Regions from separate parts of the Homo sapiens genome. Here region 1 is linked to region 2. Evidence: chromatin contacts called from ENCODE Hi-C or POLR2A ChIA-PET data. All regions are on one chromosome and are shown on one strand. The core of a region is the stretch at or near the end of the contact, and the rest is flanking DNA. Distances in the headings are between cores, read along the strand shown.

The links. Hi-C counts contacts between places; a loop is a spot of excess contacts on that map. ChIA-PET counts read pairs that join two places held with the same protein, here RNA polymerase II (POLR2A). Pooled maps may share reads with other maps.
Region 1: a pooled map shows a loop between it and region 2 (2.9-fold over the local background). The contact joins two enhancer-like sites. A Hi-C loop is called at or near these places in 1 of 37 single-sample maps with no recorded cell type and 7 of 50 pooled maps. POLR2A ChIA-PET finds 5 or more read pairs at or near these places in 3 of 52 experiments (GM12878, activated CD4-positive, alpha-beta T cell and activated CD8-positive, alpha-beta T cell).

Annotation. Positions count from the first base shown.
Region 1 is chr9:109,091,081-109,097,708 of GRCh38, forward strand. TMEM245 (transmembrane protein 245) reads right to left here. Exons shown (of 18, transcript NM_032012.4): 4 at 2,395-2,511; 5 at 1-75. Among named protein-coding and RNA genes, the nearest start is that of TMEM245, 26 kb to the right of the region's middle. Within about 2 kb of position 3,476, at least 2 of the 41 ENCODE cell types and tissues checked have a DNase peak (open chromatin) inside an H3K27ac peak, as active enhancers do.
Region 2 is chr9:108,880,683-108,887,368 of GRCh38, forward strand. It overlaps ELP1 (elongator acetyltransferase complex subunit 1), which reads right to left. Exons shown (of 37, transcript NM_003640.5): 30 at 1,443-1,505; 31 at 1,023-1,083. Among named protein-coding and RNA genes, the nearest start is that of ACTL7A, 22 kb to the left of the region's middle. Within about 2 kb of position 5,334, at least 5 of the 41 ENCODE cell types and tissues checked have a DNase peak (open chromatin) inside an H3K27ac peak, as active enhancers do.

The sequences.
Region 1 (6,628 bases), core at 2,226-4,725, 210 kb after region 2:
GGGAAGTGGGTGAAGGGGAGGAGGGTGAAGGGGAGGTGGACAACGTTGGAGCGGATTCTCCCCTGTCCACTGCTTCTGAAAAGGAAAAGAAAAACACCACACACCGCATTAGTCCACATGAGGAAATGGGAATACAGAGCCACTCATTAGGCTAGCCTGTTTCAGGCCTTCAAAATGTGCTGATATGGTATGATTACATCGGGTTAAAAAAGACAAAAATATTTGGACCTATGTTTGCATATGCACTGAAAAACATGGAGAATTACAATGCCAATAGAGCTTTAATTTAGGAAGACTAAGTTAGTTGGTGATAGAATTGGGAGTCATTAAAACAAAATACATGACAAAGTAGCTGAGAATTATAATTATCCCATAAAACTTATTCAAACTATTTAAAGAAACAAATGCTAACATATACTAGAATTTCTATATTTAAAAATCCCTTTTCTTTCAATAGAACTTTAGATTAGGTGTATTTATATACATTTCTGACACAAGAAGACTTTTCAGTGTTATTTCACCTAAAATGGAACCAACCAATCTTACAAGAACCCAGGGCTTTCAAACAGAATATATAAACATGAATGAGATACAAAAACAATGACAGATTTCTTGGGTGAGGATTTTCAAATAAAGGAAACCATACTGGATTATTTCACATAAGACACTGTTTTCTAACAATGCAACCACCATGTTACATTTTACTATAGGGTGCTATTATTTCTATTTCCTAGTTTTAATAAGATATACCATACACATCAGAAATCATAAAACTCTTAAAGTAGTATTACTCTATATATACTATAATAATGAAAATTATTAAGATCCTAAAACTTGCATTTTGCCTTCCATTAGAAAAAAATGTTAATTACAAAAGTATGTCACGTTGAATGTGTGGATTGTTAATTACAAAAGTATCATACGTCAGAAAAAAAGTCTAGAAAAAAGAGAAAAGAAATAAGAACTCCCATAATCCCAACCTCACATTTTCCCCCTGGTCTTTTACATAGTTGTAGCATGTTCTACTTATCCTTTCTCATTCTTTCTCTTCAGTTGAAAGTCAGCTCCACCAGAGCTAAGACCTTGTCTGTTTTGTTCTCCCTCCACTGAATTCCTGGCACATACAATAGTATCTCATATATAGGAGGTGCTCACTAAATAAGTGAATGAATGACTTCCCTGTTGTTTCATAATTTTCATAAGCAATCATACAGTAGCCCACCAAGTGCTGTATCATAATTTCCTTAAGTGTTTTTAATGTTAAAAGTTCAGCTATGAGTCAATTTTTACTACTGAGATCACTTGCACCCTGGTAAGTCAGCTCACCTCACTAGGACCAACATTCTACCCTTAAAAGTGCAGGGCTAAAGCCCAAGCTAGTTAACAGATGCTTTTGTTTGACTTTGCTCTGAGTTATCTTTCTAATTTGGAAACTTCATGATGGTGGGTGTGACAGATATTTGGAAGAATGAGTCCAAAACCAAAATATCATTTCCTCTCCACTTTGGAAACATAATTCCATGTGCAAGAAAAATAAGTGTTCCTACTACACCAAATTCCTTTATCTTAGCTGACATTTCTAAAGTCAGTTCTTCAAGGAGAATTCACTCTAAATATTCCCTAACTCCAAATACCTCTGGCACTAATGGATCTCTCAGCACAGACTAAGGTGGCCTTTTACATTCTGGAACTCTGCAAGAGTACAGCATGACTCTACAGCTGGTATATCTACCAGCTGGATTCCTCAGGAGCCTGCAATTCCCAAAGCCAGGCCACACAGGACAACGAGTCCAAAACAACCAGAGGGGTCTGTTTGAGGGGTCAATATATTAACACATGAAGCATGCAAACTTTCAGAGAAAGAATGACAGAGAAATGGATGACTGCAAGATGGAAAATAAAAGTCTTCCCCAAAAAAAGGGTTGGGAAAAGGGAACAAAAGAAAGAAAAAACAACAGGAAGAGATAGGGCAAAATAAAATCATGGAGGAGAACTGACAGTTGTAGAAGAAAGAAATGGAAAATAAGAAATCAAGATAAGATATGCGTAAAGTGGAGGGAAATGTGGGAAAGGTAAATGGAGACGGAGAAAAGGAAAATAAGAAAAACAAAAGCAATGAATAACAGAAGAAAAATAAGAAAAGCCTTTTTTAAAAAGGAAAGAACAAAGAACCAAGGTAAGAAACTCAAGAAGTTACATAATTACATGTATTTAAAAAGTGATATATGAGAACAAAGATGAGAGGGAAAAGGGCATAAAAATAGGAACCAAAGAGAATAAATGAAGGATCAGCAGGAGTAAGTAGCATTTTGTGATGCTGGTGTCCTGAATTTTACTTTCTATGTACATTTCATTTTCCAGAATAACCTTGAATGTCACCAGAACATCAGTCACCTGCAGGCTGAGTGGAGGGCTGGTCTTCACTGCTTGATTCATACCCTGTGATAGAGATGGCCAAGTTTGCCAGAGTAGAAGCTGCCATGGAGATAACCTGCCCTGGTAACTCTGCCCCTGTAAAAGAAGCATCCATTTTCAAAACTCTTTAAAGTAGGAAATAATGGCTGCAAATTTAAACACAGTCCAACATTTTCAACAACAACAAAATAAAATGGTTACTACTGACCCACTGAATAAGTGGTTCTTCACCAAGGAAGAACCATTAAGAATTGACATGAAAGTGTGCTAAAAAAGCAAATCCCTTGACTCTCTGTATACCTTCCTCCTTTGGGAACTTAATGCTGGTGGATGTGGCAGACACTACACATGTAAACTTGGAGTCCCACACTTACATTTGTTAACAAGTTGATTTTAATGCATACTTCTATTGAAAAACACTACCACATCAAGTCTGTGAGCTCCCTGATCTGACTGTCTTAGGCTATGTTGTATGACTAGGTCTCATGTTAGTACGAGATAATCCACAATTGGTGGTCATAACAACATTCCACAAATGAGTATGCGAATATATGGCTATTATGCAAAACCATATAGATTTATAAATTACATAACTCAGTACAGGCAAAATCCACCACTTGAAAATCTAAAGGAACATCATGACGTTGTTTCACATTATATATTTCCATGTTAAATTCCTAATAGGTAGTACCAAGCTCAATCATTTGCACTAAATTCAAGTAAAACATTCACTGGCAAAGGAAGTCTGTCAACCTTTAACCTTCTATAGCAGACAAGGAAGAATAGCTCACATAGCATCGGGTTCTAGCACACTTTCTTGCACACTAGACTGGAGAGCTAAAAAAATTGTATTTCTTGGATTCCCCTGCAGCCGAGGTCTCACATGTGACACAGTTTCTACCAAGCAGGTACACCTGTGCAGGACTTGAGAGCCTGAAGTGGCACACTGTAATTTGAAAGCCAGAGCTCTTGTATCAAACACAGTCAGTCAGGAAGGCATATGGTTTTTCCGCAGCAACTTAGCAGAAGTTCTGATGTCTGATCTCTAACTTCACGGCGAGCAGCAGCAGCCGTGGCCCTCTGCCCAAACAGTCCTTCAGTGTCACTGAGCATTTCTCCTGATTGCACTGCTTCCACCTGTGTCAGATTCCAAGATTAATTGTCTGGTCTTTCCAGAAATTCCATGTGCAAAAATTGTAAATGCTAACCAATACCTCCTACTATTTATTTAAACTACCTGGGGTAGATTCTATTGTTCACAACTAAGAACACTAGCAATTCCTAGTCACCAAATCATACACCCACACTCATACAACTGAGACATTACTTTTGGTAGGCCAAGACTCCGTATGGCAACATAGGATTCTGTCACCCCAATGAAAAGAGCCATGATCCTTCAGAAAGCCGATGAATTTCAGCTCCAAGTTAATTAACTCCACATACCCAAATATCCAAAGCTAGCCCTCTCCCAGATAGCAGCAAGCCAGAGCCTGAGGTGGATCTTTGGTAGATTCAGACATCAGGATAAGAGTACTCACCTTGCTCAGTCATACTCTGTCCCTCCTCTAATAAATGCCCCTGTGACCTGAAAGAGTTCATTTTTAGATAGGGTATCGTATCTCTCAATATGAGAGAAATTCAAACTCATGGTCTGAGAGGAAAGCCTAAGTTAGATTTCTGGATTAGGACCTTACTCTCCTGGCCTGTGTATCCAAGGTCCTCCTGAAATGCCAATAAGACAGAAAGGGCTGACAGAGAAAAACAGTGTCTTTCATTTCTTACATGTACTGTGTGCTGGGGATAAAGACACAGACCCTGCCCCCAGGGAGTATAGTAAAGGTATGAATTAAATAACCACACAAATAAACGTGTGTATAGAAATTATGGTTGCTATAAAAAGAAATGCTGGGTATCTTGTGACATCCTAACAATATCTTGGGCAGAAGGAAAGCTGTGAGAAGAACCCGGCATATTAAAGACAGTGAAAGAAGGTCAGTGTGTCTGGAACACAGACAGCTAGTAAGAAACTGGTATCAAATAAACAAGGCTGGAGAGGTAAGCCAGATGATGCAGATCACAGAACACCACATGAAGGACTTTAGTGTTTATTCTAAGAGGAAGAAGAACGCACTGAAGAGTTTCAAACAGGATAGTAGTCTTCTTCTCACTGAAATTTTATTGAGATAAAAGTATACTCATATGCAGTTGCAAGAAATAATCCCAGTGTACCACAATTTGTCCAGTTTCCCCTGACACAAGATACAGAACAGCATCATCACTATAAGGATCTCTCGTGTTGACCTTTTATAACCACACTCAACTGCCTCTCACCCCTCTCACCACCCTGTAAATAAATAATCCATTTGAGATATAAGACCATTCTTGCTTGTCTGGAGAAAAAGAGACTAGAGGGGACCTATAACGTATGGAGAAAAGTTGTTGCAGTACTATAGGCAAGACATGATGCCAGTGTGGTCTACAGCCACAACAGGGGAAACAGGGAAAAGCGGCTGTGTTAAAGAGACGTAGAAGAGTCAAAGCGGACCACACTTGATGAGGAAGCAATGAAGGGAATCAAAGAGACGAAGGTATCCCGGTTTCCAGACTATGGTTAGGTAGAGAATATATAGCAGAGCTGGATGAAGATTCTTGGCATATTAGAGTTATTTTTAGACTTTCAGATAGAAGTTCCACAAACAGGCTGGGTGCAGTGGCTCATGCCTGTAATCCCAGCACTCTGGGAGGCCAAGGCAGACGGATTACCTGAGGCCAGGAGTTCGAGACCAGCATCGCCAACATGCCGAAACCCCGTCTCTACTAAAAACACAAAAATTAGCTGGGCATGGTGGCACACGCCTGTAATCCCAGCTACTCAAGAGGCTGAGGCAGGAGAATCGCTTGAACCCAGGAGGCAGAGGTTGCAGTGAGCCGAGATCGTATTATTGAGCTGAGATCATGCCAATAAGCCAAGATCACACCACTGCACTCTGCCTGGGTGACAGAGTGAGACTTTGTCTCAAAAATAAAAAGTTCCACAAACAAACTGACCTACACCAGAGATGGGGCAAGACTTAGCTTTGCAGCAGTACACCCAGGAGGGATCTCTTAGGCCCCACTCAAGAGCAAAGTTTGGGAACACCTAATGGCCTGGGACAGTACAGTAGAAAAAGGAAAAACAAAAACAAAGACCTTCAGGTCAAAAATTTTAAAAATTAAGAATTCTCTCTTACATAAGATTACAGACTAGTCAAGGGTCTTTAATTACTGAACTGGCCTCTTCAAAAGTAATTTAATTAAATGGTTACTCATCTTGAGACACTGTAAGAAAAGTAAGTCCCTTGATGGTTTTTGCAAAATAACAAGATCATTGGATAGCTCTTCAAATAATGGACTTTCAGTTCAGCTGCATTTTATCTTACATTTCTAAATGCCTACTAAGCATTCATTCACCAAATAGGCGACTAGGCTATATGCTGATATAAGAGACTAAGCCCCTGGTCTCAAATTCAGTCTGATACTTAAGAGCTAATGTAAAGTAAGTGTAAACTGTTAGGGAGCAGCGTGGAAATCAAATCCATGCAGGGAGGTCTGGGAAGGGTTTCCAAAGGAGCTGTCTGACAAGAATATTGAAAGATGCCATCCTTTAAATCCATTTTAACAAAAGTAAGCTAGATAAAGAAGACAGAACAGTTCTATCTTGGAGAGGAAGCTCCTGAGAGACTGGTGTCTTAGAGAGCAGGGGTAGAAAAGTGTTTCAGGAAGACAAAAAAACAAATATGAAGACACAAAGGCAAGAAAAAGCAGAGGTGCCCTCTTCAAAGAACTCTAGGAAGTTCAATAAGACCGGAAGATAGTGTGAATGAGAAGAGCAGAGTGGCGTAAGAATGCAGAGGGAGGTTGGGACCAGGGCATAGAAGGTCTCACATTTGCTATGAGGAAGCAGCACAATTCAGTGGCTGGAAGCACAGGTGAGGAAAGAAGACTCCCCAGGTTCAAATCCCAGGTCTATTCTTACTACTTAGATGGCTATAGGCAAGTTAGTTAACGTCGAGATGTCCCAGTCTCCTCATGTGTAAAAATGAGGCTTACATAAATTCGTATCTCATTTGAGAATGAAGTGAAATAATACATATAAAATGCTGGCTGGGCACAGTGGCTCACACCTGTAATCCCAGCACTTTGGGAGGCTAAGGCAGGTAGACCACCTGAGGCC
Region 2 (6,686 bases), core at 4,084-6,583:
TTATTAATAGGTTTTGGGCCTATGTAGATGAATTATCGGCATTTATCTAAGAAAGGTTCTCATTAGTGGTGAAAATCTAAGTAAGAGCTGGTTAGATTATTATAGATGAGGAATGATGTTTTCAGTACCCAGTTAGAGGTACCTAAAGTGAATGACATAAAAAGTACCCCAGCAACGTTTTAATTAGGATGGAGGAAGGGGGTGCAGACAAGGTAAGAATGTGCATACATGTAAATGTCAGAAAGGCCAGACGTTACTTACAGGGTAGATGTGCATAAAAATGCAGAACTTAAAATCAACCACTCCCTAAGGTTTCTATAAGTCAAACTGATGTCCTTCTCCACTTTGCTTTTAAGAGGTCACAGTGACCATCTGAGTATTCTAGAACTGGTAATATTCATATGTTCTCTAAGAACCACAAACTTCATTTGAAAAGGTAACTTTTAAAAAATACTTTGAAACGTTGAAACCTACATAAAAGTTGTAAGAGTTCAATGAACACACATATACCCTTTACTTTGATTTACCAATTACTAACATTTTGACATTTTTTTGCTTCCTGTTTCTCTGCATGCATACACACATTCATTAATACTTTTGTGGAACCTTTTAAGAGTAAGGCAGAGATATGATCCTTCATTCCTAAATATTTCAGCATTTATCTCTTGAGAATAATAGGATATTATCTTATATAACCACAACATGATTATTAAATGCCAGAAATTTATCAGTGTTATATTATTATCTAATATAGTTCATATTCAAGTTTACTATTTCCAAATACAAAGATTCTTAATCATATTTGATCACAGGTTTCTAACATTTAAATATTTTGTTACCATTTAATAGTTCAGCATATTTAAAAATTCTAGTGAGAATTAAATATTATATCCAGGTGGTAATTTTGATTGAGTCTACATGACATATTATTAAGAAAACACAGTAAATAGGAGGAGACTCTCTCATCTCTCTCTCCTCACCTTCTTCCAAATGAGGAATTCTATCTAAAATGGAACCCTCACCTTCTAAAATGGAAGGCTTTACGTTGGTTTCTATAATATCCAGTCTGTTATATTTGTATACCTAGAAGGAAAAACACAATAATTTTAGGAAGGAAAACTTCTAGTCACTGGAGAGTTAAGATACTTAGAAAGACATGGATTACTTTCAGAGGTAATCAGAATATTTTCCTGAAAAACAGGCCTCCTACAAGGCAGCCAAGGAAATTCAATTCATTTCAGTAAAAGACAGTAATATTTCAAATTATTATCAAGAATGATAAAAATGATTTTAAAAACACCGCTTTTCCTTAAGCCAGGAACCTGACCTATTTCTACTTATTTCATGAACCTCAGAAGACAAGAGATTCCAACTGACCTGGAATCCCTTGCTTGCTCTCTCTGCTTAGCACCCAACATCCAGAGGATTTACAAGATTCTTACCAGCCTCAAAGCTTCTTCCCAGGCAGCTCCTTCTAACAGCAAGAGCACAGCTTCTTCATAATCCTGACAAGGGAACAGGAAGAAGACAACAAGTGAAGAGAGCATGTCAGATGTCATCACAGCCAACTACAAAACTAACCACAGACCTGCCTCTATCTCCCTGGCCAGGGGAGAACTCCTAGTTCTCAACATCATGCCTATCCTAGAGTTCATGACTCCATAAATATTGATACAAAAGACAAGGAAGGGGTGTAAATCCTGAAAATAATGACAAAACACAAGGTAAGCATCATCTCTCTGCACGCCTGGACATCAAAACCACCAGAAACGTCTGTTAGACATGCCCATCTCCCCAGCTTTACTACCAAGTTTGATTTAGCAGGTTTAGGTGGGCTCCAGAATTGTTAACAAGACCACCCTTTGAAAAAATAGTAGACTAGAATAGCAATCTTCTAAATTTTTTTTTGTTCTTTTTTTTTTTTTTTTCTCAGACAGGGTCTCACTCTGTCGCCCAGGCTGGGATGCAGTGGCATAATCACAGCTCACGGCAGCCTTGACTGCCTGGCCCCAAGTGATCCTCCTGCCTCGGTCTCCCATGTAGCTGGGACTACAGGAATATGCCACCACACCCAGCTAATTAAAAAAATGTTTTTAGACAGGGTCTCACTATGTTGTCCAGGTTGGTCTTGAACTCCTAGCCTCAAGCAATCCTCCTGTCTCAATCTGCCAAGCAGCTGGGTTTACAGGCGTTTGCTCATTTCAAAATTGATTTAACTGGCTTTCTGTTGTTGAGCTGCAGGAGTTCCTTACATATTCTGGATATTAAACCTTTATCAGATATAGGATTTGCAAATATCTTCTTCCATTCTATATGCTGTCTTTTCACATTCTTGACAATGTCCTTGATACACAAAAGTTCTTAATTTTTATTAAATCCAATTTATCAATTTATTGATTGTGTTTTTGGTATTAATTCTAACCATCCATTGCCAAATCCAAAGTCATGAAGATTTAGCCCTGTTTTCTTCTAAGAGTTTTATAGTTTCGTTCTGGTTTTGAGACAGGGTCTTGTTCTGTTGTCCAGGCTGAAGTGCAGTGGCGTGAACTCAGCTCACTGCAGTCTCAAACTTACAGGCTCAGGAAATCCTGCCACCTTGGCCTCCCAAGAAGTTGGGACTACAGGTGCACACCGCCATGCCTGGCTAATTGTGTTTTTATTTTTTGTAGAAACAAGGTCTTTCTATGTTACCCAGGCTGGTCTCAAACCCCTGGGCTCAAGTGATTGTCCCACCTCAGCTTCTCAAAGTGCTGGAATCACAGGCATGAACCTCTGTGCCCAGCCTTCAAGAGTTTTACAGTTTTAGCTCTTAAATTTTTGTTGATCCACTTTGAGTGGCCAGCAGTTTTTGAAAACTCGGAAAATACTGAATCTTTTGGAAAAAAAAAAAAAGAATAAACATGAAAGGTCATTAAAAAATTTCCTTAAACAATCATTGATCACTTAAAGCAAAAGCAATAACAAAGTATTATGGAGTGAATACTCTTGTAAGGTTTTTACACTATATATGAAGTAGTATACGATTATCTGAAGATATGGTCAGTTAATGATATTTATTATAAATCCTACAGCAACCACTAAAATACTGAAATGAAGAAGTATAGCTAATAAGCCAACAGTGGAGGTAAAATGGAATTATGAAAAATACTAAATCCAAAGGAAAGCAAAAAAAGAAAAAAACAAGAAACAAAGGATCAATGAAACAAACAAAAAGCAAACAGCAAGACTGTAGGTTTAAATCTAACTATATTGGTAATCACATTCAATGCAAATGTCTAAACCCTCCAATTAAAAGACAGAGATTGTCAAATTAGATTTAAAAAAAAAAAAGAACCAATAATGCTATCAACAAGGAACGCACTTTCAAAATAAAGACTACATTCAGCTAGATTAAAAGTAAAAGGATAGAAAAAGATATGCAATGAAAAGACTAACCAAGAGAAAGCTGGAAGAATTATATTAATAACATTAAAGTCAAATTCAGAATTAGGAATAGTAACAGAGAAAGAAGGATATCAAAATGAATACATCTATAACATACTCATAAACATGTATGCACCTATAACAGAGCTTCAAAATACATTAAGCAAACACTGGTAGAATCAAAGGAGAAATAGACAAATACTGGGAGACTTCAACACTTTCCCAGTCATTGATAGAGCAAGTAGTGAGGAAATCAATAAGGATATAAAAAGCTAGAACAGCATGATCAACCTAATCTAACTGACATTTATAGAACACTCCATCCAATAATAGTAGCTTTCATATTATTTTCAAATACACACACAACATTCTGTAAAACAGACCATATTATAAATTAAAATAAATTATAAATTTAAATTAATAAAATGTATGTTCTCTAATCACAACAAAATTAAAGTAGAAATTAATAACAAAAAGATGGCTGGCAAATCTCCAATATCTGCAAGTTAAACATACTTCTAAATAAGCCAAGGTTCAATAAAGAAATCACAAGGGAAATTAGGAAATGAAAACAAAACATTTCAAAATTTGTATAACATAACTAAAACGGTGCTTGAGGAAAATTATGGCATTATATGCTTAAACTATAAAGTAAGGAATCATCTCAAATCAATAGCTTTAAGCCATCACCTTGGTCAGGCACAGTGGCTTACACATGGAATCCCAGCACTTTGGGAGGCAGAGGTGGAGGGATCACTTGAGGCCAGGAGTTTCAGACCAGCGTGGGCAACTAGTAACACCCCATCTCTACAAAAAAAATTAAAAATTAGCCAGGCATGGTGGCATGCACCTGTAATCCCAACTACTCTGGAGGCTGAGGGGGGAGGACAGCTTGAATGTAGGAGTTTGAGACTGCAGTGAACCATGATCGTGCCACTGCACTCCAGCCTGAGCAAGAGTGGGACCCTGTTTCTTTAAAAAAACAACAACAACAAAAGAAAAAAATAAGAAAAAAATAAAAGTAAGCCATCACCTTAAGAAACTAGAAAAATAAAGAGCAAATAAAATAATAAAATAATAAAAAAAGAATGATATAGAATACAGAAAAATCATAGAGAAAAACAATGAAACAGTTCATTCTTTAATAAGATCAATAAAATTGATAAACCTCTGGCCAGAATAATCAGAAAAAAGAAGACACATCAATATCTAGAATGAAAGACAGGACATCACCATAGACCCTACGGACAGTAAAATAAGAGAATACTATAAACACTTCATACCAATAAATCTGACAATTTAGATGAAATGAACAAATTACTTGAAAGACATAAACTACCAATGCTCATTCCAGAAGACACAGATAAACTTGAATAGGCTAATGTCTACTAAAGTAACTGAACTAATAGTGGAAAAGCTTTCATTAAAGAAAACTCCTGGCCGAGATGGCCTTACTGGTATATTCTACTAAACATTTAAAGAAAAAAATATCTCCCAAGAGCTGGGAGAAAGAGCTGAGCTGTCAGGTGTTGGAGTAGCTGATCAAAGCAACAAGTCAAAAATGAATTAAGCCTTCAGGCATTGCATTGGTATAAGCAAGAGGCTAAAACCAGGGAAAGCACCAACTCTCTCTGTTCCATTTTTTCCCAAGGAACAACTCACTAGTCAAGAGTCAGCTGGATCCACACAGACATGAGGGTTGGTTCACTGTTGAAGGAGCTTGGAAAAAAAGGCTTTAGCAGTTTGATGGATCTTGGGGGTATGGGTGCAAAGGAAGGGGGCTAAGGGTGGAAAAGTACTGGGTAGTGAGTCACAGTGGAAAAAAATGTCAAGGTTTTTCCACTCCTTCTTGCATAAACAGGCCTTGGCAGAGGTGCCTGAAGAAGACCTTGGCCCATGGCCTCAGATAGAGAGACCTAAGAATGAAAGTGCCAGGACTCTCAATGCAAATACTGTTACAAGAGCATGACTAACAGGGGGCCCTGAGTCCTTGACTGCAACTCCCTTTAGAAACTGTAATGCATTGGCAGTACGCCAAGTCTGGTGTAGGGAGGGCAGCTTTTCCCCATGTGGCCTCCTAGGTAAAGTCTGTAATTGTTTATGGTCAGGTCTGAAACATCACACATAGGTTTTTAACCATAAGCTAGACTCTCATACCAATTCTACATGAAATCCTCCAGAAAACAGAAGTGTAAAGGACACCACCCCTCATTTTTGTCACCCCTCAATGACAGCAGCATTATCCTGATACCCAAAACATGGCAAAGACACGAAAAAACTACAATATCCCTCATGAACACAAACACAAAAATCCTCAAGAAAATTTTAGTAGATCTAATCTGCCACAAGAGAAAAAGGGTAATAAATCTATAATACCAAGTGGGGTTGAACCCAGAGATGCAAGGTTGGTTTAACAGTAGAAAATCAATCACCTAGTCCCCCATATCACTCGTCTAAAAACAAAACCCTTCATAGTTGAAAATGCATTTGACAAAATTTAACACCCATTCATGATACAAACTCTCAGAACAAGGAACAGAAGGGAATTTCCTCAAACCAAGAGGGCAGGAATTGGCAAATTTTTCCTGTAAAAGATTAGACAGTAAATATAGGCCTTATGGGCCAAACTATCTGTGTCACAACTCTAACTCTGCTGCTGTAGTGTTAAAGCAGCCATACACAAGATGTAAACTAATGAGCATGGCTATGCTCCAATAAAGCTTTATTTACAAAAACAGGTGGCATGCTGGATTTGTCACAGGTTGTAGTTTGCCAACTCTGCAATAGAGAGCATTAAAAAAAAAAAAAAAAGCAAATATCAGGCCAGGCACGGAGGCTCATGCCTGTAATCCCAGCACTTTGGGAGGCTGAGACAGGCGAATTGCTTGAATCCAACAGTTCAAGACCAGCCTGGGCAACATGGCAAAACCCCATCCCTACAAAAAATACAAAAATTAGCCAGGCATGGTGGCATGTTCCTGCAGTCCCAGCTACTCAGGAGGCTGAGGTGGGAGGATCGCTTGAGCCTAGGAGGTCAAGGTTGTAGTGAGCTGAGATCACACCACTGCACTCCAGCCTGGGTGACAGAGCAAGACTCTGTCTCAAAAATAAAATAATATAGAATAAAATTTTAAAAAAGCAAACATGACACTTAATGCTAAAAGACAAGTGAATTTTCTCCAATATCAGGAAAAAGGCAAGGATGTTCACTCTTAACACTTCTATTCAACACCACACTGGAAGCCCTAGAAAATGCAATACAG